2 separate regions of the Homo sapiens genome follow, and region 2 is linked to region 1. A link is a loop called in an ENCODE intact Hi-C map of the cell type or tissue named here. Cell type or tissue: transverse colon. All regions are shown on one strand. Each heading gives the region's core, and the rest is flanking DNA. Links, peaks and the distances in the headings are about the cores only. Region 1 holds the start of LOC124903481 (a long non-coding RNA gene). Region 2 holds the start of DUOX2 (dual oxidase 2).

Region 1 (8,000 bases), core at 1-8,000:
TCCTCAGGGGGCCTCTCATCATCCTCTGGCAGGCGGGACTCCCGGGGCCAGGGGGCCCCCTCACCTTCCGCGGTGGCCCCATCCTCCTCTGGCTCATAGGGTGTGTCATACAGAGGCAAGGGCTGAGTTGCTGTCTCCTTGGAGCCCCGGATCTCTGCCGGAGCAGGGCAGGAAGGGAAAGGTGAGGGTTCAGCCTTGGCTTTCTGGCTCCCCTCCTCCAATGCTTCTCAGCAACAAGCCAGGCCTCCTTCAGAGGAGATGCCCTGGCTCTGGGGGGAGCTCAGCAACCACACATCCTGGGTTCCTCACCCTCAAAACACTTCTGGGTCTCTAAAAGCAAGGGAGCCAATGAAGGCAAGGGCAGGTGGGCACTAGAGTAAAAGACAGGAAAAGGATCCTGCAACAGCCAGCGAGGGCTGGGTAGCTAAAATTTATGAGTTTAGGAAACTGAGGCACAACCCTCCCGTTGTCCACTTCCTCCCTGATGCCAAGCTCCATTTGTTTCCTTCTGTCCCAAATGATATCATTCCTTTTTTCTTTTTCTTTTCTTTTTTTTTTTTTTTTTGAGACGGAATCTTGCTCTCTCACCCAGGCTGGAGTGCAATGGCACGATCTCGGCTCACTACAACCTCCGCCTCCCCGGTTCAAGCGATTCTCCCACCTCAGCCTCCTGAGTAGCTGGGATTACAGACATCCGCCATCATGCCCGGCTAATTTTTGTATTTTTGTAGAGATGGGGGGTTTCACCATGTTGGCCAGGCTGGTCTCAAACTCCTGACCTCAGGTGATCTGCCTGCCTCGGCCTTCCAAAGTGCTGGGATTACAGGCATTAGCCACCACACCCAGCCCGCAAGTGATATCATTTGACAATCACAGAATTATTCTTTGCTGCCCAGACACTGTGGACCACCCGCTCCTTGAAACTTTCCCTTCGACAAGTTACGTTCATCATCATAAAGACCTTTCACTTTGACATTCCATGGTTTCAAACTCATCACCTTCTCTAAAGCTAATTGGTTCTCTTTTTGGGATCACTGACCCAGCCCTCACCATTATTTTGTCCTTCCTGACTATCTCGAATGCTAATATCTGACCTTCAGTTGTGTGGCCTCCTGTACCACTTCAGGTCACACAAGTCACATCTGCTTCTCCAAAATGACTATTGGAAAGGCAGTGACCATCCTCCCCACGGACCCGGCAAAGACTTTCTTTCTGATCACCCCCATTTGGCCTCTCCCTAGATCCTCTCTTGGCCTCTCTTTCCCAAGACTAGGTCTTATGCATTTTTCCCTATCCTAATTCCTTGAACTGTATGCCCAGCCTCATGGCACTTGCTGCATCTGTATTTCCAGTCATTTGGGTCCATTGCCATAAAGACCTTTCGCTTTGACATACCATTGTTTCAAACTGACCACCTTCTCCAAAGCTAGTAGTTCTTTTATTGGGATCACTGACCCCAGTGAAAATATGATAAAAGCTATGGAGCTACTCCCCCAAAAAATGTGCTCCCATATTTTCACATATAATTTCAGGGCATTCATGGGGGCTTCCTGGGTTCCACACCCTCTGACCTAAATGGGGTAGTCAGCTTCTCACTTTCTCCATTTCTGTCTACTACACTGTTCTCCTTGGACCTGGCCCTCCTTCATTCTTCAAATCCCATCTGTTCTTTGCCAATACCCAGTGACCTTCACCCTCATCTTTCCGTATATAGATTACTGCTAGGGTGAACCTCCATTCTGCAGGCTTGTGTTTCCAAGAGCTCCATGGAATAATAGTCCTGGGATATTCTTGACCACTCTCTGCCTCCCTTACCACCTCTCCCAAGTAGGAAGAGCAGTTTATTGTATTGGTCAGTGAATGCACACTCTCTTTTCCTGAAGAGAAAGAACATTCTGGTTCATGCAGTCAGTGGCCTGCTCCTGTGCTGTCTTTGACCCAGAGCCCCAGGTACCCAAGGGCAGGCTCTGAGCTTGGATGGGGACAAGCTCTGGCTCTTCTTTTGCAGGGTTCCCCCACTAGGCCTACTGAGTTGCCCAAGCCTGATTGGGCAAGTTTAATTCTGTGGTGAAGTATTAAGAAGCCCATTGTGATGACACATAAGCCCATTGCAGTGAACATAAGTAATGTTCTCTAATCAACTTTATCAGTAATAAAGCTGACATTTTCATCCTGTTCCTCTCTTGCTCAAGAATTCATCATGGCTCCACTCCCCATTTTGAAGCAAGTCCAGATACCTCATTCCAGCCTATGAAGCACTGCTCCGCCCCTCTCGGACTCTCTCATCTAGGTTCCCATGCACACCCAGCACTAACATCATTTGCTCCTGAACAAACTTCCTCTCACCCTGCCTCAGGGCCGTGGCTTGGACAGACCCACCCTGTCCTCTCTGATCTCCCCTATTTGATCTCTTTCCCCTGGACTGTCTCTCAGCCTCTGTTCCCAAGACCAGATCTTACTCTTTTCTCTCTAGCCTCACTCTTTGGACTACTTGCCCAGGCTCATGGCACCCACTGTAACTGTATTTCTAGTCATCTTTCTCCAACTGCCATGAAGATGTTTCATTTCAAACTCATCCCCCCTCCCAAGGCTAGTGGTTCTCTTTTTGGGATCACTGATCCTCCCAGCCCTCACCACTCTTTTCCTTCCTATCTTGAATACTTCTATCTGAACTTCAGTTGTGTGGCCTCCTATACCACTTCAGGTCTCACAGGTCACAGCTGCTTCTCCAAAATGACTCTGAAAGGCAATGACCATCCTCCCTAAGGACCTGGAAAAGACTTTCTCCATATTTTCCAGGGACCAAAGAATCAGTCCTTAGACTTGTGAGTCGCAAAGCCTGTTCTGCAGAGCCCAGGCCTCAGGGAGCACCTCCCCTGCCCCTGTCACTCACCGGCCATCATCTTTTGAGCCTCATAGGGCTCCATGTAGCCATCATTTTCAGGGACCTTCTCTGGGGCTCCTGAAGCTCCTGCTGAGCCTTCGCCAGTCTCCTGAACATCAAACGGGTCCGCATAGTCTTCTAGGATAGCTAGCTGTGGGAGGAGAGTGAAGAGAGTGGGCTTCAGGGAGCAGAGAGGCAACTCTGCTTCTCCCAAGGTACTCTGTCCATGGGAGCAAGAGTCCCAAGTAGGCTGCCTTCGACCCAGACCCCCAGGTACTCAAAGGAAGGCTCTGAGCTTGGATGGGGACAAGCTCTGGCTCTTCCTTTGCAGGGCTCCCCTACTAGGCTGCCAACCAAGTGGTACCTCTTTCCTTCTTTCTTTTTTTTTTTTTTTTTTGAGACAGAGTCTCACTCTGTCACCCAGGCTGGAGTGCAGTGGCGTGATCTCGGCTCACTGCAACTTCCATCTACCGGGTTCACACCATTCTCCTGCCTCAGCCTCCCGAGTAGCTGGGACTACAGGCACGCACCACCAAGCCCAGCTAATTTTTGTGTTTTTAGTAGAGATGGGGTTTCACCATGTTGGCTAGGATGGTCTCAATCTCTTGACCTTGTGATCTGCCCGCCTTGGCCTCCCAAAGTGCTGGGATTACAGGCGTGAGCCACCGCGCCCGGCCCCAAGTGGTACATCTTTTCCACTAATTTTGTGCCTCTAGGCCATCTCCTAGGCTAAATGGCCAGGAGGAGGCTACTGGGCCATAGGGCCTGCCTCAAGTCAGGGTCCAAGCAGGACCATAGCTTACACCAGGTGGTTCAACAAAGGGAATTACTTCAGAGAAACAGTTACAAAGGTGTTGGAAGAGTTCAAAGAGCAAGCAAAGAATAGTGAGACAACTCAGAGATTAGCATGGTCCATGCCTACAAGGGCGCTTCCAGATGGTGAACAAATAAACAGCTGCTGAGCATCAAGGAAGGGAAGACTGAGTAGTCACTTTTTCAGTTCTGCTGACGGATCCTCACAACATCCCTGTCATGTGGGTATTACTGTCCCCATTTTAAGAAGTCAGAGGCTCAAGGAAGTTAGGGAACATGTCCAGGACCATTCTACGTAAGTGGAGGAACCAGGTGATTGGAACCCATGCCCTTTGTGCAAAAGGCTGCCAACCTGCCACCAGGGGGCATCTTGGCTGTCCTGGGAGAGAGAATGCTGGAGCCGGCTTTGGGACAGACCTGAAGTTGTGCTGAAGTCCCTGTGGCTCCTGGAGGGCAGGGACAGGAAAGGCTTCACTTTGGCCCTTCACTTCCTACGCTGCCCCTTTCTCCCACACAAGTGGGCTCACGGCCACTCCTCTATGCCTGCTGCCATTCATCGCACAGTGAACTGCAAACCACACACTCCGAAGAGGCACTCAAGGTGCTCAGGGCGGGGCGCAGCTGAGGACAATAGAACCTTTCTCCAAGCTGGGCTTGGGCTTCTCCTGATGGGGCGCTGGCTGAGGCAGAGACTGAGCCCGGTTCACCCAGGGCTGCCAGCACCCCAGGAGCACTGCACCACTGGGTTGACAGGCGATGACAGGAGGTGGCTCCAGGGCCTGCAGCATGGGGAGAGGCCACTCTTGCCTTTCCCTAAATCTCAGTCTAGGCTTTGATTCTGAGCCAGACCAGGGCTGTAGGAGCCAGCTGGGCTGGGAGGCCGTGGGGTGACTGGCCTGCTCTGGGTTAGAGCAACTGGGAATGGTGACCCCTAGCAAGGCAGAGATGAAGAAAGGAACCTCTTCACCTCGGAGACCCCTTCTGCATGTTCCTTCCACCTTGCTATTCCCTCTGAGGTACCTCCCAATGGCTCCTACTGTCTCATCTGGGGTCTTCAGCTCCCACCTTGTTCTATTCATGCCCTCAGCTCCTTTACAACCTCCTTTGCGTCTCTGCCTGCTTGTGGGATAACCACCATCTCAGATCATCCAATTACCACCACTGGACTATTCATATCTGGAGCTCTTTGTTGTTTTTGTCTTTCCAGCTCCAGTAAGCACCTGGCATACAGTAGGCACTAGACAAATGTTTCTCCTTGATCATCGCCTATCTCCCCTTGGAGCCCTTCACCCCTAGTCCTCCTTCTGCCAGGAAGTAGAGAAAATAAATCCACTCACCCCTACCCGCCCAAGCTGCTTCCTCCCAGGCCAACTGGCACCCACAGCCCCACCCCTTGACCAAGGCGGCTCTGTGGTCAGCCCACCTTCGGTGATTCTGTCAGTCGGCAGCCAGCATCACACTCTTGTGGCAGCTGCTTAACAGTGTCTGACTCAACCAACACGTTATCCATAAACCTTGCGATGGCTCTCCAGTGCTTCAGGAAAAAGTCTGCAGTTGAAGAGATTTGAAAGCTTCCACTTTCCTCTTTAGTTTCTCTCTACTCACCTTGGATCACTTTGTTACCAGAAAGCTGCATGTTCTTTCTACTTCAAAGGCTTTCCCTCTGCCTGGATCACTTTCCCCTTCCTCCTCAAGAGCTAACTCTTATAGATTATTTCTTCAGAAAGCCTTTCCATACACCTCCCAGGCCTGTTAGGTGTCTCTGTGCTGGGCTATTATCACACTGCATGGTAAATGTTTGTTTTGTTCCATGTCTTCCTGCAGACTGTGAGCTTCCTGAGGGCAGGAACCATGTTTACTTTCAAATTCCTGACAGTGTTAACTCCATTCACATAAAACAGGAAGAATGGACAAAGGAAGTACTTTTCCTTGTTCATTCAGGAGAGGAAGCACAAATCTGGATTGGGTGGGATCATATGAGGGGACAGTCTTTCCAAGTGAAGCTGTGTCACCAGAAGCTGCTTGGTCAGCAGAGGTGCCTGATCCAACCCCCGATAGTCTCCCCACCCCTAATCCTCCACTCCATAGAGCCCCTTCGGCCTCTCCCTCACCAAGCCTGCAGGCAGCACCCTTCTTACCCAAGTCCTGGGCCCATGCCCAGAGCTGCGACCCCTCCGAGGCTGGCGTGGGCCTCCTCAGCTCTAGCCTGCAGTGCCCATGGGCACCCAGGTGGCAACTCTGTGGGCAGCTCAATGGCTCCTCTGTTCCATTCCTGGCTCCACACCCAGCTCCAGGAAGCCCCGGCCCCACGCCCTGGGCTGGGATGCCCAAAGGAGCCGCCCACAGGGCTGGGAGTTGGGAGCAGCAGCAGAGATGCCAGTTGGGAAGGATGGCAGGACAGGCACCCACCCTGGGCATAGAAGTTCCTGGGCAGAACCCAGGCCTGCTTTCCTGTGGCTTCTAGGTCCCCAGGATAGACTGCTTAGTGGAGGAAGCTGCTCCTATAGGCTTCCGACCCCTTTGACCTACCCTAATTTGTTATTTTGTTTATGGTCCCTTTGCCCCACTCTGATGTGCTCACTACTGTATCCTGCATCAATCTCAGGGCTGGCACACAGTAGGTACTCAATGTATACTAAGGGACGCTCAACAGGCGTCCTCTCCAGACTCCATCCTCTGGAGTGACATCACCTTTCAGATCCCCATTCACCTTGACCTCTAATGGCTGCAGGATCAGGCTCTCAGCAGATCTACATCTGAATAGAAATCAAAGACTCTGGCGCAAAGGCCAAAGGGAGGAATTGTCCGCAAAGGACCTTTGGGGAAGACACCTAAAACCACGGCGGAGGGGTGAAATTAAAGACTTTCAAAACTTAAAAATAAATAAATAAATAAAAAATAAAACCACGGCTGGTATTTAGGCACATTCTCTGATATAGCCAGAATGCTGCTGAAATGCTGAAAGATTTCCAAACTAGTAAAGTAGCTACTACCCAGAGGATCCCATCCCTCTCCTTCCTGCCACCCAGCAGGGTGCCTCCAGGACTCTGCTATATTGTGTCTGTTCCAATTGGGCATTACCCCTCCCAGAGCAGCTGTCATACTTTGAATCTCCTTCCTGCTCAAGCCTCTCCTGTGGTAGCTAGCAGGCCTGCCATCTGGTTCCTCTTCCACTCTGCAATTGGGCCATGCAACACATCCCTGACCCCCACCACGGGGCTCCAGAGGGTGTGGATCCAGGAGGAGCAAGAGGGGCACACGTTACAATGTGTGCCTTGCTCTGGAAGGTCCCCAAAGTCTCCCACTGCCCCTTTCCTCTGTTTCTTTAGTTTACATTGAGTGTCTGGAAACCTCTTTTTATGTGTAGACCTCTGTCTTTTTATCTGTAGAAAAAGGATGGTAATAGTACCCATATCATAGGGTTGGGAAGAGGAAAATGAATTTGTAAAAGTTCTTAGCCCAGAGGCTGGCATGGAGTCAGTGCTGAATAAATGTTAGCTCTGAGGATAATCTTTTCTATTCAGGTATTAAGGCCTCAGAGTTTAGATGCTTGTCCAGGGTATGCAGCTTGTCAGCAGCAGAGACAAGATAGGGACCCTGGCCTCCTGACTTGTAGTATGTTATCATAGATTTTTCAAACATTTGGAAAATGCAGCATCTTCTCTCCTCTATTTGTAGATTTAAAATACACTTTAAATCTAAGGAGTCCTGCAGCAAAGAAATCAGTCTACTTTTGTTTAATTCTGTAATTTCCCAAAAATATTTAACCATGGAAGCCCTTTGTCACTGAAAACCTATTAACCTGTCACAGTTTGGGAAATGGTACATTACTTACCTTCCTCGAGATCAAACTTTTTATACCCATTGTTCCTGCTTATTGGAATGTCCTTCTCCTATTTTATCTGAGAAATCCCTTGACATAAAACAAATGTCTTTCCCTTTTCTAATTACAAGAACAATGCCATGTTCATAAAACAGTTAAACATTACAGACATGCAGTAGATCCTAGCAACCCTCATAAGACCCTTGGGTGTGTCTGGTGTCACCTTGGGATTGGGTAGCAAGTGGTGGTCCCCAGCATTCAGGAAGTAGTAAACTCAGTACAGAACACACCCCTCATTCCTTCCCTAAGAGTCTGCTTCCTCTTGTTCATTAGCAAATGCTTAGTGAATACCTCTTCTCTGCCAGGCACCTGCTGGTAGGTGCTGAGGGTCCAGGCATTGGGCTCACTCTACCACCTGCTGGCTGAGAAACCGTGCAAGTGTGACTCAGCATTCCTGTGCTCTGGTTTCCCCATTTATAA
Region 2 (16,353 bases), core at 9-8,008, 61 kb before region 1:
CAGGACAGACCTGCGCCAGTGTGAGCATCTGGACCTAGGGCTCACCCTCCTGCCGTGGAGGTGGGGCCCTTATTTGCACAACCTCTTCCAGCTCAGACCAGCCCCTGGGCTGGGACACCCGTGTGGCACGTCGCCCACGCTGCTATAAAAGGGGTCCCGCGCGACTTCCAAACTCAGCGCCAACCCGCAGAACCAGGAAAGTAACGGCTACAGACAGTGAGAAATAGTTTCGCTCGCCGGCTAGAAAAACTCTGTCGGTACCAACCCCAGAGCGTTGAGAGCAGCCCACCTCCACGCTTCCTTAACGGAGAGGTGCAGGACTCAGACTTCACCAGCCCACTCGGTCCCAGCCTTGTACGCAAAGAGACGCCAAGGACGCGCTCTCCCGCGTCCAGGCAGCCCCAGCTTGCTGGCTTGCCTGCCCGCCTGCGTGCAGCACTCGGCCGGCGTGCAGCATGACCCTGTGGAACGGCGTACTGCCTTTTTACCCCCAGCCCCGGCATGCCGCAGGCTTCAGCGTTCCACTGCTCATCGTTATTCTAGTGTTTTTGGCTCTAGCAGCAAGCTTCCTGCTCATCTTGCCGGGGATCCGTGGCCACTCGGTAAGGGTGTCCTCATAGTGCAGGTAGAGTGGGGGAAGGCTCATGGGCAGATTGTCTCCTGAGGGACCCAGGACAGGTAAGACTGTACAAGAGCCTCCATGAATAGTCGAATTGAGGCTCAGGTGGAGTGAAGTCAGGAGTCTGGTGCAGCAAGCACCCCTTTCCAAGGATAGGGAGAGCTCCCCATCCAGGATATCCTGGAGAAGGACCCCAGCTGGGTCCTTGGGAAGGCTGCTGCAGAGAATGGGCACCCAGTCCAGTAATCCTGAGGAACAGTCTAGGCTTCTTGTGCTGGAGGGCCTCCCACCTCTCCCAGGACTAAAGCTGCACTCTCATCCCATCCGGTGGGTGATGACCTTCAGGCCAAAAGGACAGATGCCAGCAGCTCAGACTGCAGTGTTCCCCTTTGCACTGGGTTGAGACACATGTGTATGGGTGCCTCATCCTCAGGACTGAGACTCCCACATTGGATTAGAAGTTGGAGCCAACTGGGTGCATTGTCTTAGACTTTCCCCCTCTCCCAGAACCTAGGTTGTGCATTTTTCAGTTCTGGGAGGACCCAGCTTTTCTGCATCTTAATCTGTGTTGCTTTCCCTGGAACTGGTGCACCTAGGAGTATCTGCATTCCCACCTCCTCCCCTCGGAGATCAGGCTGGGGCCTCCCTCTTCTGAGGGAGGTGACCCCTGCGTGCCTAGCACTTCTGGACTCACTGAGCCTCACCAAGCAGTGACTGGACCAGGAGGCAGAACCAGGACCAGGCGCCAGACAGCTAGGGGAGTGAAGGTGGTGGAAGAGTGCCAGGAAGTGGGGGTGGAGGGGAGGTGCTGTTAGGGTAGATGGGAAATGGGGCTAGGGAGGTGAAAGTGCGTGGTCACAAAATATCAGAAATGCCAGTAGCCCAGAGGGACTTGCAGGAAAAGCGTGCCTAACATTAGTCTCAAAAGTCTGGATATAACTAAAGATCCAGGTGAAGTGGGGTCAAGGGTGGTCTTGGGGACTCTGGTTTGGCAGGGCTCAGGCCTGACCCGGGTGCCTATTCCTGCAGCGCTGGTTTTGGTTGGTGAGAGTTCTTCTCAGTCTGTTCATAGGCGCAGAAATTGTGGGTGAGTGTGTGGTGCAGCCCATGGGGAGAGGACGGGGTGAGGAAGGAGGTGGGCAGAGGGCACCTGGGACAATAGGGAACTGGGGTTGGTTTTCTGCTCCCTCTTCCCACTCTCCAGCTCCTTCTAGGGCCCACTTTTTGGCCCTTACCATGCAACCACATTGGACCTCTAAGTCCCCATCTCTCTGCAGTGTCCCACCTCCCATACCACTCTCTAATTCCATTTTCCCACCCTCATCCCACCCCCACCGTGTGCCTTTCCCTACAGCTGTGCACTTCAGTGCAGAATGGTTCGTGGGTACAGTGAACACCAACACATCCTACAAAGCCTTCAGCGCAGCGCGCGTTACAGCCCGTGTCCGTCTGCTCGTGGGCCTGGAGGGCATTAATATTACACTCACAGGTGAGGGGGCTGGGGCTAAATGAACTCCTGGAGCTGGGAGATCCCCGGTTAGGTGAGTGTGTCAGGGATAGCTGGAGGGCCTCTCACATCCCACAAGCTCAAATAGCTTGTGGTCCTCGTGGATTTGCGTTTTCTCCAACCACCACCGAACCCATTTCTCCCGCCGAGAGCGCCACACCCCCACTTTCCTGTCTGAATCCGCTTAGTTGCGAGGTCTCCGACCGCGGGCAGCCCCATGAGCCCGCCTCACCCCACAGGGACCCCAGTGCATCAGCTGAACGAGACCATTGACTACAACGAGCAGTTCACCTGGCGTCTGAAAGAGAATTACGCCGCGGAGTACGCGAACGCACTGGAGAAGGGGCTGCCGGACCCAGTGCTCTACCTGGCGGAGAAGTTCACACCGAGTAGCCCTTGCGGCCTGTACCACCAGTACCACCTGGCGGGACACTACGCCTCGGCCACGCTATGGTAAGTGCTGGAGGGAAGGCTGTGTGCACGTGTGTGTGTGCCAGGAGCTGGGCCGTATGAGCGGGAGGATGCAGGCCTCGGAGGCGCTGAGCAGCTGCAGCCAGACCCGACGCGCTCGGGGTGGGCATGACAGCCTCGCGGGTTAGAAGATCCACGAGATCTGCACAGACGGAATCCGGAGAGACTCCAGCCACCGCCTGGACCTCAGGAGCCCGCTTCTCCCCCGGGGAATTCCCCTGCACCGCTGCCATCCCAGTCCCTGGCTTTGACGCTGGGGTAGGGATAAAGAAGAGCGCAGCTGTGGGAACCCCGGTGGGCTGGGAGAAGCCCGCTCACAGCGGGTCCCCCCACTCCCCGGCAGGGTGGCGTTCTGCTTCTGGCTCCTCTCCAACGTGCTGCTCTCCACGCCGGCCCCGCTCTACGGAGGCCTGGCACTGCTGACCACCGGAGCCTTCGCGCTCTTCGGGGTCTTCGCCTTGGCCTCCATCTCTAGCGTGCCGCTCTGCCCGCTCCGCCTAGGCTCCTCCGCGCTCACCACTCAGTACGGCGCCGCCTTCTGGGTCACGCTGGCAACCGGTGAGGACCGAGAGAATGGGCCCCGGGGGCTAAGGGTGGAGACAGGATTCACACCGGGTGTGCACTTTCCAGTTTACAGAATGAATTCACATCTATTACCCTATTTGCCCCTCTCAATAGTTCGCAGAAACAGGCACTGTTATGACCATTTTACAGATGAAAAGTGGGGGGCTCAGAAGGGTTTGGTGTCTTGCCGTGTTTCATGTAATTCAGATTAGAGGTGTGTGGCGGGAGGTAACACAAGGGGTAGGCTCCAAAAGATGGAAGAAGGCCCGGGCATCACGCCTGTAATCCCAGCACTTTGGGAGGTCGAGGCAGGAAGGTCGTTTGAGGCCAGAGTTCGAGACCAGCCTGGGCAACATAGCCCTGACTCCACATGCCCTCCTTTCTTTCGATCCCCACCGCCACAGGCGTCCTGTGCCTCTTCCTCGGAGGGGCCGTGGTGAGTCTCCAGTATGTTCGGCCCAGCGCTCTTCGCACCCTTCTGGACCAAAGCGCCAAGGACTGCAGCCAGGAGAGAGGGGGCTCACCTCTTATCCTCGGCGACCCACTGCACAAGCAGGCCGCTCTCCCAGACTTAAAATGTATCACCACTAACCTGTGAGGGGGACCCAATCTGGACTCCTTCCCCGCCTTGGGACATCGCAGGCCGGGAAGCAGTGCCCGCCAGGCCTGGGCCAGGAGAGCTCCAGGAAGGGCACTGAGCGCTGCTGGCGCGAGGCCTCGGACATCCGCAGGCACCAGGGAAAGTCTCCTGGGGCGATCTGTAAATAAACCTTTTTTTCTTTTGTTTTTTAAAAACTGTTTTTCCCATTAATTTTCATGGCTTCTCCGCGCCGGGGTCGCACGTCCTCATGAGCTTCGCTGGGCTGGAGACAGCCTAGTACACTCTCCGCAGTGCTGTGAAACCTGATTCTCTGCGTCGACTCCAGAGTAATAGGGGCGCCCTCTAGTGAGGCCGGAGGGACCCTACCAGAGCTAGCATCTTTCTGAACCACCCCAGGGGGACGTTAGGTGGCAGTGATGAGGCAGGTCACCCACTCCCCCGTCCTGGATGCCACTCAGCTAGCCCAGCTGAGTGGGGTGGGAAGGAATAGCGTTTTGGAGTTGATTCCCTAACTTCCCACCTGGCTTCTTGTGAGGTGGTGTTTGAGGGCCAAGGTAGGTGTCAGCAAGGCATAGAAAGATAAATCCCAAGATTCTTGGCAAGTCTTGCAATCTTATGTAGCAAATTTGGGAACTGAAGCTCAAAGAGAATGTGGCATAGTTGGTTAATGTTAGACCTAGGATGAGAAGTTTGGTTTCCCCTCCTTTCCAGTGCTGTCTTTCATTGTACCAAAAGGCCACACAAGCTGGAGAAGTAAAGGAAGAACAAAAGGAACCCAGGAAAAAGGAAAACAAGAGGTGCCGAGGGATGAGAGGAAACCATAGGAGAATCATATGTAACCCCCACCCTGCTGGTGTTATGGGGGTGAAGTTAGGTTTCAGTGAATAGCATCTTGAAGAGGCAAGGCAGCACGGAAAGGCTGGGTTGCTGTGCAGATAAGCTAGCCCCTGCTTGGCCTTATCATGGCAACAGGCTTTATGGACAGGCCCAGCATCTCTTCAGTCCCTTAGGGCTTTTTGTTTTGTTTTGTTTTTTAACATCAGTATATAGAGCCTCCTTTTTCTACTCCGTCTGTAGATTGGTGCTGGGTGTCTGGTAACAGCCACCCTGAGGGCAGTTCTGCTGGTTTTATGGGGCGCCAATGAGGTTTGGAGCCAGACTGGAAGTCCAGGTGGCCTCCACGGGGAGGAATGTTATAAAGCACAATCAGGATCTTTGGGGTGTGCCTCCTTACAGTATGCCTTGGTGGAGGAAGCCTCTGACAGGGGAATGTCCTGGGACTTGGGACTGTCAGCCATGGACCGGTAGCGGGGGCTCAGGAGTCCACCTTCCTCAGGACTCCACTCCAGCATGGGGTCTTCATCCACACTCTGGTTGAAGAAAGCCTTCAGCCTGTGAGGCTGCATCCTGTGGGCCACCGCCATAGCCAGGCCCAGCAGCACACACAGCAGTCCTGGAGATGAGGGCAACAATTGTCCCACCTTAGTGCTAGTAACACCTGCCGAGGATATCTTCCCCTGGGAGTGTCAGAACAACTCTAAGGGAAGCCTAGAGCCCCTGCTTCAGGGCAACTTGGGCTCAGAGAGGTGACTGGCTGAGGGGCATGTGGCTGGTGTGGCTCTGTTGTCCTAAGTTTCCAGACTCCAAGCCCAGTGCTCCTTCTGTTATATCCCGGGAGAGAGAGAGAGAGAAAGGGGGAGAGGGAGAACTCTGAAAATAGGGAGAGAAAAGAAAAAAACCCTGGGGAAGGGCAGGGCACAGAGGAGGCATGAGGAGGCACATGAGGGAGTAGACAGCGGGACAGGAGAGGAGAATAAGACTGCAGGACAATTTAGGGATGTGTAAGGCAGGACAGGGAAGGGTTTAAGAATGGGGACCCAGAGAAGGGTATTTGGAGGAAGCAAGAGGGGACAGGGGGTTGGAAGATTTTAGAAGCAGCTGGGTGAAGAGAGTTAGGGGATGACAGAGACAGAGAAGATACAAGGGAGTGGGCATCTCTGAGGAGGGGGGGGAAGTGGCACTGGGGAGAGAAAATCAGGAGATAAGAGATACAAGAGGGTGGGACTTTAAAGAGGGCAAAGCCATCCTGGCCTCCAGGAACAGACCCTCAACTCTACCGACATGATGCCCCCAGGCCCTCCCTCCCTGGCCTTGAGACTTCTAGTGCTTGTCTTTAGGGCTGGGTCTTACCTGTGGTCAATGTGATCCAGAAGGCAGGCCCATGGTGAGTATGCAGCACAGAAGCGCCCAGGTGCAGGGGACAGGGTGAGGTGAGTGATGTGGCCATGGAGAAGAAGAGCAGAGCCAACAGCTGGAAGATGCCCGTGGCCAATAGCATGTAGCCACCATATACCAGCACAGGCATGGAGAGCATCACATTGGCCAGCAGCCAGCAGAGGAATGCCACCCTGGAGAGCCAGGACCCAGTGAGGACTGGCCCAGGTACTTCTACCTGCTGGTGAATTTGGATGGGCCCAGGCGGAGGTTCAGGGACCCAAGAGTGACCCAAAGATATGAGGTAGGGATTCCTTCCCATGGACTTCCCAAGCCAGCACCATGGGGACTGGTGCCAGGCCACCCCACCTGAGATACCCACATGAGTGGAGGAGAGATGGGTAGAAACCCTGTTCCTGAATCTAGGCTACCAGGGCCTCCACCCCGTCTCCTTCCCATCCTCACCATAGCATGGCTGAGGTGTAGTGTCCCGCCAGGCGGTACTGGCGGTATAGGCCACATGGGCTTCTTGGAGTGAACTTCTCAGCTAGGTACAACACAGGGTCTGGCAGCCCCTTCTCCAGAGCCTTTGCATACTCCTCAGCATAGTTCTCACCCAGGCGCCAGGTGAACTCCTCGTTGTAATTGATGGTCTCATTCAGCTGCTGCACGGGGGTCCCTAGGGCACAAGGCAGCTCTGCTCAGCAGGAACCCAAGGGCCAGAGTGGGGCCTAGGTAGGGACTCACCCACACTGGGCAGAGGGACAGGAAGTGGTCTCAACTGAGAGAAGGTAGCTTCCAAGGCCCTGAATTTCCCTTCCTACCATGCCTCTGACCTCCCACCTCACACATCCTCCCAGCCCCTGTGCCAGGCATCCTATAGCTCTTTGACCACACCAAACATAGATCCCAAAGATGGCAGAGCCTTCCCCCCCACCACAGGTAAGAGCCCTCCCTCACCTGTGAGTGTGATGTTGACTCCACCCAGCCCGACCTGCAGCCCAATATCAGCGCTGATCCACTCAGAACTGAAGGCCTTGTATGATGTGTTGGTGCTGACCTGGCCCACAGACCACTCAGAACTGAAATTCACAGCTGTGGTTGGGGAGTTGGACATATGGGAACTCAGAGATGACTGGGCATTACTAGGTTAGAGTCAGAAGGAGAAATACAAGGGGTCCATGTCTGTTTTGGTCATAACTGGATACCCGTTAACTAGCCAGGGTCTGGCTCATGGTAAGTCTGCCAACCACATGTGTGGGATTTCCCTTGGCCATATTCTGTTTACCTCTTCCCTCCCTTTCTCCCTGCTTTAGGGAGAGTCACTCAGGGAGCTGGGAAGGAAACATGAACCAAAACCATGCCAGGCAAGGCAAACGCAGATAGCTTCAACAAAAACTTTCTTTGAGACGGAGTCTTGCTCTGTCTCCCAGGCTGGAGTGCAGTGGCACCATCTTGGTTCACTGCAACCTCCGCCTCCCGGGTTCAAGCAATTCTCCTGCCTCGGCCTCCCGAGTAGCTGGGATTACAGGTGTCTGCCATCATGCCCAGCTAATTTTTTGTATTTTTAGTAGAGATGGGGTTTCCCCCATGTTGGTCAGGCTGATCTCGAACTCCTGATCTCAGGTGATCTACCCACCTCAGCCTCCCAAAGTGCTGGGATTCCAGGCATGAGCCACTGTGCCCGGCCTCACGGAGACTTTCATCTCTCCTATTTGCCTCATCACCAAACTAAAGCAAACAGCTGTTTCCCATTTCCTCCCTTCCTTTCTGGGGCCCTCTCCCCACAGACATTCATTTTGACCTCCTTTCCCCCGAATAAAAGTGTTAGGAAGGTTGAGGAGATGCATCCAGCTTGTTTTCCAGGGTGACACCTCTCCAGGCAAGGGTAAGAGTGGGGAGATAAGGCCATGGTGAGAGAAGCATATGGGCAGGGTCTGGAAGCCACCCTGAAGCAAGGGCCCACCGCTGTGGGGAAACAAGGAGAGGAGATGCAGGCTGCTGAGGGAGTTGAAGGGATGGAGGCAGCAGCCCAAGTCAGCTGCACTTCGCACTCACCCAGGATTGCAGCCCCGATGAATAAGCTGGTCACCACCCGAAGCAGCCAGAACAGCCTCTGAGTCACAAGGTAGGTGGGTTAAGTAAAGAGTGCCTTCCTTCCACATCTACCCTTCCTGTTTCCAGACTTGGGGGAGGGGCGGGAATTCTAAAGCTGAGATCACTTGGTCAATTGAAATCAGAGTGTCTGGCACATAATAAGTGCTTATGTATTTATGTATGCATTTATTTATTTATTAGAGACAGGATCTCACTCTCTTGCCCAGGCTGGAGGGCAGTGATGCGATCTTATATCACTGCAGCCACTCAAGTGATCCTCCCACCTCAGCCTCCCAAGTAGCTGCAACTACAGATGCACACCATGATGCCCAGCTATTTTTTTTTTTTAAGAGATGAGGTCTATACTATAAACCCAGGCTGGCCTCGAACTCCTGGGCTCAAGCAATCCTCCCACTTCAGCCTCCCAAAGTTCTGGGATTGCAGGCATGAGCCACCATGCCCCACCAGCGCTCAATAGTGAACTGCTGAATCAATGAATGGGGAGCTTTCTGCCTGGGGTCGTGGCTATCTTTTCTCCGCACTGGGGTCTCCTTCCTTAGCCTGGTTGTAGTCAGAGACTCTGAACCCCTCAGCCTGAGGCTGAGGTCTCTCTGGGCTGGGGTCTCCAGGACTGGGTTTCTCACCGTCTTTCCCCGAATGCCAGGCAGGATGACGATGAACGTGGCCAGTGCAGTCAGAAAGATCATGATGATGCTGGCCAAAGTGGTGTCCATCGGGAAGGTTGGCTTGGGGCCAGCATAGAAGGGGAATGTGTGTCCCAAAGTAGCCATCTTGGTGAGGTGGTGCAGGGGGGGCAATGCTGTACAACAACAATAGACATTTATTGCATGCCCTCAATGTACCTGGCACTGTTTTTAGTGCTGGAGATACAGCACAGAATGAGCCAGACTAGGTTCCTCTTCTCTGGAGCTCACATTTTGTGCATCATCAGACTCTGCTATTACCACCGTTCCACTGCCCCTCAGCCATCCATCTCCCCATCTTTTAGGTGACAGAATGAGGGTCTTTGCCATCAGTCTCTGTTGCCCCATTCTCCTCTCTTAACCTCCAGGTTCCATAAGTCAGTGCTACCACCACCCTGGGGGCTTCTCTGTTTCTTCTGGGACTGTCTCAAGAAATAAAATTCTCTTCTCTCTCCTTCAGGCCCCTAGCACAGATAGATCACAGAACATAAAAGGAGCTATATTATCAGGTGAAGGCATAAGGTGAAAGATGGTACAGATTACAAAAAGATTGGCTTTCTTCCTCAGTCCCCAAAGGAACAAAGGCCAGGCAGCTCTCTGCTAAGTATATAATCCAGCCACATCATCAGAGGACTGAATTCCAGACCTAGCACTGCCCACACAGGTCTGTCCAGCTTTCTCAAGCACCCTGGCTCTTGTTCTGGTAACTGCAGAACAGTTGAGCTTCACTGAGTTCACCTAAATAAGCACTGAAGGGGCACCTGCCCTCTATCAGGCAGTGCTGGGGCCAGATGTCCTTCTATTCCACACATTACCAACAATGGCCCTTCTCTTTGATTCAAATTCCCAGGCCAAGTTTCAGCTCAAACGCTAGCTGTGGTCTTCTCTGCCCATCCCCTGATCTGAGAACTTGTTTGACTCTTATTTGTTCTTTTGCAGACAGGATATTGGGAAAATGGTACCTGAACTTAATGTGTTTAGTTAAATCTCAGACAGAATGGATTGCATGACACACTACTATTTTAGCACAAATAAAGGGGAAAAAAAGTCTTGCCAATTAAACCATGGCCACCATTGCTGGTGAGATGTACCTAATTTCAGAGATGTCAGAATGTGAAAAAAAAAAAATGCATCTTAGAGTCAATGATCCCAGTTTTCCTCATTTCATGCAGTGTGATCTGTACTGGGGTTTCAGTTTGCCCAGAAGGCTCCATAATTTAGTCTGACCACACATTGTCTTATTAAGCGTTATAATGAAAGAATAAGCTTGGGAGTCAAGTAGCCCCAGAGGGTTTGAATTCTGCCTCTGCCTCTTGCAAGTTACTTGACCTTTACAGACATCCAGTTTTATTAAAAATTTGAGATAGTAATGTCTATCTTGTAAGCATCATTGTGAGCATGAAATGAGATTGTGTATATAAAGTGCTGAGAATAGTACTGGAAACAAATAAGCTATCAAGTTGGGAAAGAGGGGGCATTTTGTTACTCCATTTATCTCTTTCTTCAATCTCTTTTTTTATTTTAAGTAAATAAAAAATGGAGTACATTTAAATTTTTTATTAAGTTCTTATGTTCCATTATTTTGTTTGTTTGTTTGTTTGAGACAGAGTCTTGCTCTGTCACCCAGGCTGGAGTGCAGTGGCACCATCTTGGTTCACTGCAACCTCCGCCTCCCAGAATCAAGCAATTCTCATGCCTCAGCCACCTGAGTAGCTGGGATTACAAGTGCGGGTCATCACACCCAGCTAATTTTTAAGTTTTTTTTAGCAGAGACGGGATTTCACCATGTTGGCCAGGCTGGTCTTGAGCTCCTGATCTCAAGCAATCCACCATCCTTGGCCTCCCAAAGTGCTGGGATTACAGGCATAAACCACCGTGCCCGGCCTCTCCAATCTTTTTTGAAGAGAACCCTGAGCTGGAATCCATTCTGGGACTAGTTTCTGTTCTTTACTAATATTGTCATATTGGACAGGTAAGCGACAACCTCTTGAGTCCTTGGTTTCTTCATCTGTAAATGGATTTCATAATCCCCAGGTCCCTTTTAGTTCTAATGCTGGGATCCTCCTAATATGCCCTAGCTCCCAGCCTTCCTCTCTCCTTCTAAGCTGGCCACCTTCTTGTGTTGTCTGTGAGAGTAGCATGGTGTCAGGCAAAGAGACAGAAAGACAGACAGTTTTAACTTCTAATCCTGTATTTTGGGCAAGTCACTTAATCCCTGAGTGTCAGTTTTAACATGAACTTTTTTGCTTTTTCTTAACTACTCAACTCTCCCATCCCTGAGGAATAGGCGTCTCTCTTCTCTCCTATTCTGCGAATCCATCCTCCTGGGCTCTAGCCATTCATGCCTGCCTTCTCCACCACCTTTATCATCAGTTGTCCCCCTTCCCATCATAGCGTCCCAGCTTCTTTTTCTCTGCTGGCTCCTTCTCTCAAGGGTATACTGAAATTTTTCCCACCTTAAGAACACACAAAAAAAGAACCTTCTCCCTTGATCTTCTTGGTCCCCTCCAGCTACCATCCTATTTTACTCTATTCCTGTCACAGCCAGGCTTTTGAAAAAACAGTGTATATTGGCATTTCCATTGCCTTATCTCTTCAACCTACCACAATCTGACTTTTCCTCATCCCTGCCTTCTCCATTAGGTCACTAAGTGTTAAATCCAAAGGGCAGTTTTCACTTTTCATGCTTCTTGACCTCTCTGTGGTATTTAACACTGCAGACCATGCCCCCTTTCCTCAAACTTTACCTCCTTACACTTCCATCACACCATGTTCTCCAGGGGCTCCTGCTTTTGGCCATCTCTTTGTGGCTCCTCTACTAGTTCTTTTTCCTCCCTGTTAAATGTTGATGCTCCCCAGGAATCTGTGGTGGCTCTCTTCTTTTAGCAGTATTCCAGATTCCCTGGGCAATCTCATCCATTCCCATGGCTGATGGTTCTCAAATGTCTTCAGGTAGTCCTCCTACCTGAGCTCCAAACTCAAAAGGGCCAACCACCCTGTGGACATTTTCACTTGGATGTTCCCTTGATGCCTGAAATTTTAACAACCCCTCAAATGGAATTCATTGTCTCTGCCCTGCTTTTTATTCTATTGTCTTTGTATGTTTGGCAACATCACCACTGGTCAATCAAATAAGCCAGACACCTGGACCATCTTACCTCCTAAATATTTCTTGAAACTATCCATGCATTTCCTTCTGTACTGCCTCTGCCCTAACCCAAGCTCATCCTCTCTTACCTGGTTCCAAAATAATTTTTTTTCTAGTAAGCCAATATAATCATTTCACTTCTCTGCTCTGGCTAAAATCTCATCTTCTTACTTTCCCACATAAAGTGCTTTATAACCCGGTTCCACCTATACTGTCTCCATCTTTTGCCCAGCCTAGTCTATAGCCATACTGAATGACTGACCTCTCCCTGAATCTGACACGCTCTTTCAAGCCTTCAATACCTTTGGATATGCTATTTCCTCTGCCTGGAATGCACTCACTCTCTTGGCAAATGCCTTTTCACCCTTCAAGTCTCAGTTTGTGTTCCCTCCTCTGTGAAGTTTCCTCTGATGCCACTGGGCCAATGTAGAGGTTCCCACTTTGAACATTCTGATTGCATTTTGAACATACCTTCATGATAACAATGATTACATTGTACTCTAATTGTCTGAACATCTGTCTCCCAATTAGACTGTAATCTCCTTGAGGGCAGAGATTTCATCTTTCCATCTTTGCATCCCCTGGATGTAGAGTATACTAATCAGGCTCTGGATCAAATGAATAAATATGAATGAGTTCCTCTCCCCACAGGTGGCTTCTGATTTTGCACACAAGGGGGAGCTATGCTCCCTTATTGCCCTGTGCTAATAATTCAATATTAACTGAGTGTCACCAATACAGAGCTAAGGACTGGGCACAAAGGGATTTGACTAACCCTGTCAACTTTTAGTAATTTCTCAAAATTTTCAGAAAGCCTCTTCCAATAGTTAGAGTCTCCAAGACTAACAAAGACCCAAACATGAATTTTCATGTTTAATTGAATCAGAAACATACATCTCAATCTTAGCTGAAATGAGTAACTAAGAATTCGTGTATTAAATTATTTTATAAAATATGTGATAGTGGTATTTATTTTAAAGCAGATGTTTACTGACGTAAGAATTCTTTATTTATGACATGTAGACTGAAGCTATTATATTTTTAAATAAAAGTTCATAGGAGGAAGGTCTATAAAATGTAAAATATCTTGGCTAATAAGATAGAAGATAAAGCGAGGCTAACAGCAAGAACACATGTGATACGCTGGAGTTCAAAAAGGAGTATTTTTAATATATGTGAATAAGAGATAATATAATGTATTTTGGTCAGGGTTAAATATTATTCCTGCATTTATTTTAAAGGGAGGTTATAAAAAAATTTACAAGAATGTTTCATTTCTATTAACATGTGCTTAAAAGAAACACTAACAAAAGGCTTTTCGTATTTTAAGTATAGAACAATGTTAACTTATTTCCAGTTCTCCAAAATGTCATATTTATTAAAGATGACAGAAGCAAAAAAACAGTTGGTAAATGAAATTTGCCTTTCTTAATTTCTTCTTGTTCCATTTCATAACTTAGGTCTTCCTTTATTTGCATTGCCTAATTTAAAGTTAATTTTTCATGACCCTGACCCTAATTTTGTTTTCATTATTAAGCTAACAGGGCTCATGCATGAAGAGGTGGGACAGAAATGAGAAGACCCCACACCCCACAGTCCTGCTTTTCCTACAACGCTTGTGTTTCCCTGGGGAACATCTTTCTTTCTGGCTCGTCAAGTAACATCTGACAGTAAAATTAGTTTTAATGTGAGAAAATCTCATATCAATATTAACTTGACCCACTCCTCCCCTACCTCATCACCATGACTAGGATGTATGCACAGTGTACATTGATATAAATAAGCAGACACAAGATACAGTCAAATATGCACCTACAAATTTAGATAAACAGAGACACAGACGCAAGAACCACCCAGACTGTCATTCTCAGTAATATAGACTTCATCCCAGGCCCCTGTGACAAAATTGGGATGCTTTCTCATGGGGTGGGGGGAGTTTCCCACACTTTAGGGTCCTCCTTTCTCACCTGGCCTAGGGAGGAGGAGGCAGCATCCTCCCTTTCCAGGCTCCCTTATGTACTGAAGACTTTCCTTATGCTCAATCTTATTATAGACACAATTACCCAATCCTTACCTACCACAGGTTGAAGTGGAGTTCCTATGTGTGTATGAGAGGTGGGTAAAACATAAAGTTACAATCTTTAAGAAAATTCAGCCTAGAACAACCTCCAGCCTTCTTCATTCAAAGTTATGTGCTAACGTCTTGTGGCCTCTCTTGTAGCCTGACAGGACTTTTTTCCTGAAGTCTTCCCCCTTGCCCACCTCCCCCATCTGCTGGAAACTATAGAGTAAGGGCCACTAATTCTCCACAAGTGGGGAGTGGGTGACATGGCTGGAGTTGCCAAGACCTCTGATTGGTAATGCACAGCTACTGCAATGTGATGCTTTTTTCTCTGATTGGGGTAGACCCCATTAAACGTTTACAGCTGTGGCTAGCTAAGGGGACCCTGTCAGGAACTCCTGTGCTAGACTTTCCTCTTCAAGGAAGGGGTCTGTGTGTACGTGTGTATCTGTGTATGAATGTATATGTGTGTTGTTGCACAAAAATAGGAGTTAAGTGGAGAAATTGAACAAGATCTGAAAAGTGGATTGGAGGCAGGATTCCCCAGTAAGGGCTGATGTGGATAAGGAATTCAAGGGTGCAGAATCATGCAAGCCAAAGTATCCAGACTCGAGTTAAACTGGGATGGCGATTCGATGTCTATAAACCTTGTGGCATTTATGGCCTTAAGAGGTTTTCCTTGCCTCCCCAGTTTCTTACCAAACTCTCTCTTTGAAGAACTCCCACTTGATCCGAACTTGGTCTGGATGAAAGCAGGAAGTGCAGCCCTAGGTGCCAGGGCGGGAGCAAGCACTTCAAGACCCCCTCCAAAATCACCTGGACCGCACAGATCTAAGCAGCCGCATCCCCCACCACCCACACCCGGACCACTATTCCCTACCTTCCCCTCTTCCAAACAGTGCGTGTGTGGCAGCCTGCGCCTCTCGCCTTCCCCCGTGGAACCTCACACGAAGCGCCCCCGGGGGTGTGATTAAAGAGGGAACCAGGTCCCGACGTTCTGTGAACAAACGCGCGCCCTTACTCTCAGTGGGGCTCCCGTCCGACCCCCACTCCTCTCCTAACTCACGTAAGGACCCGGCTGTGACCGGACAAACCGGGTCTGGGGTGCTTCCAGTCACTCTTCAAGTCACTCCCAAACTTCTCAGACTGCACCCGAGGCTCTGCGGCGCCGCCTCCCTCTCCCGGCCTGGTACAGAGAAGGGCTGGGTGCGCCAGGACAGTAGTACCGGGGTCTGCCAGCTCCGCAGAGGTCCCTCCAATCCCCCCTCCTCCTCTGCGCCCCCCCACCCATGCCCAGCAATCCCAGCAGCTCCAGCGCAAACCTAGCGACGCAGTTCCGGGTCTGGCGGGGCGCGGGCGCGGCTCGCAGGGCGGTGGGACCCCCAAGACCTCACGAGGATCCCCGGAGGGAGACGTGACTCCGGGGTCTTAGAGGGGTTTAGGTCGGATGGGTGACTTGCTTTGACGCCTGGCCTGGTCTGTGGGTGGCAGGTGATCGATGGCCTTGGACTTGGAGCCCAGACCCGACGGTGTCGAGAGGATCTGAGGAGAGTCTCCCCTCCCCATACCCTCTCCGCCTCCCACCCTCTCCCCAGCCCCATGGGACTTGTGAAGGCGGACTTGCTTTTTTCGCCGTCCACACAACCGCACTAGCCGGGCCTTCGGCACCGACGGAACATCTCTACCTGCGCCCCGGGAGCCCTCGCCGTCTCACCTCGCGCGCTGCCGTCCGCTGGAAGCACCTCCGCGCCTCCCCAGGCGCCAGACTCCATCCCGCCCCACTGCGCCCCGCCCCGTGGCTGAGCCGAGCCGGGCCGTGCCTTCCCCTCCTCACCCCCAGCCCCGCCCGTCCCGGCGCAGAGCTGCAGAGGCACCGGACGAGAGAGGGCTCCGCGGGCCCAGCTGGCAGCCAGGCCGGAGACAAGTTGCAGTCCCGGGCTCTGGTGACGCCGTGGCCGCAGGTCAGATTTGGGAGGGCTTTTCCCGGCCCGCGGGCCTGGGCGCTCCGGGGGAGGGAGCTCCAAGGGCAGGGTGGCGGGGGAGCCGCAGCTCCTCCACGTTATGGAAGAAAGGGGAATGCTAGCCCCCTGCGCCTCCGATCTTATCCTAAGGCTAAAACCGGTCCTGTTAGGGCCTGTCCTCTGCCCAATCAAGGTTTTGAGAGACTGGGTTCTTTGGGACCTGGGAATGTTGGGTGGCCTAGTTTGCCTGGGCCTGCGGGTTCTTCTCCTGGCACCAGCACAACATACCAGGGAGGGAGCTTTGGGCTTTAGGATCCAAGCTTTCCCCCTCAGCCCTCCCTTAGGACCAAGATGGCCTTGACCCATCTTCCTCCCACCTCAGGGCCACCAGGGTCACCACTCTAG

What was found. Peaks named below come from ENCODE experiments on the same cell type or tissue, not always from the same donor. Only the 100,000 strongest peaks of a DNase experiment are listed, where the experiment ranks them.
Region 2: it touches region 1 in a loop (9-fold over the local background); 12 of 110 quality-filtered maps call a loop at or near these places.

What each region holds. Positions count from the first base shown.
Region 1 is chr15:45,175,272-45,183,271 of GRCh38, forward strand. It overlaps SHF (Src homology 2 domain containing F), which reads right to left. Exons shown (of 7, transcript NM_001394037.1): 2 at 2,894-3,035; 3 at 1-154. LOC124903481 (a long non-coding RNA gene) reads left to right here and starts at 3,033. Exons shown (of 2, transcript XR_007064608.1): 1 at 3,033-8,000. RefSeq lists enhancers at 3,877-4,383, 7,830-8,000. In transverse colon, for the core only: a CTCF peak has its summit at 4,050 (motif pointing right); DNase peaks (open chromatin) are centred at 4,080, 4,300 and 6,849.
Region 2 is chr15:45,114,151-45,130,503 of GRCh38, forward strand. It overlaps DUOX2 (dual oxidase 2), which reads right to left and starts at 22. Exons shown (of 34, transcript NM_001363711.2): 1 at 1-22. It overlaps DUOXA2 (dual oxidase maturation factor 2), which reads left to right and starts at 176. Exons shown (of 6, transcript NM_207581.4): 1 at 176-602; 2 at 1,649-1,706; 3 at 1,974-2,108; 4 at 2,366-2,579; 5 at 2,941-3,155; 6 at 3,566-4,271. The coding sequence starts at 456. The coding sequence ends at 3,759. DUOXA1 (dual oxidase maturation factor 1) reads right to left here and starts at 15,729. Exons shown (of 9, transcript NM_001276266.2): 1 at 15,702-15,729; 2 at 15,310-15,465; 3 at 14,868-14,984; 4 at 8,718-8,893; 5 at 8,035-8,092; 6 at 6,937-7,071; 7 at 6,442-6,655; 8 at 5,953-6,170; 9 at 3,216-5,215. The coding sequence starts at 8,864. The coding sequence ends at 4,956. DUOX1 (dual oxidase 1) reads left to right here and starts at 15,844. Exons shown (of 34, transcript NM_175940.3): 1 at 15,844-15,948. RefSeq lists an enhancer at 3,819-4,018. In transverse colon, for the core only: a CTCF peak has its summit at 4,147 (motif pointing left); a DNase peak (open chromatin) is centred at 4,131; H3K4me3 peaks cover 1,364 bases; H3K27me3 peaks cover 7,723 bases.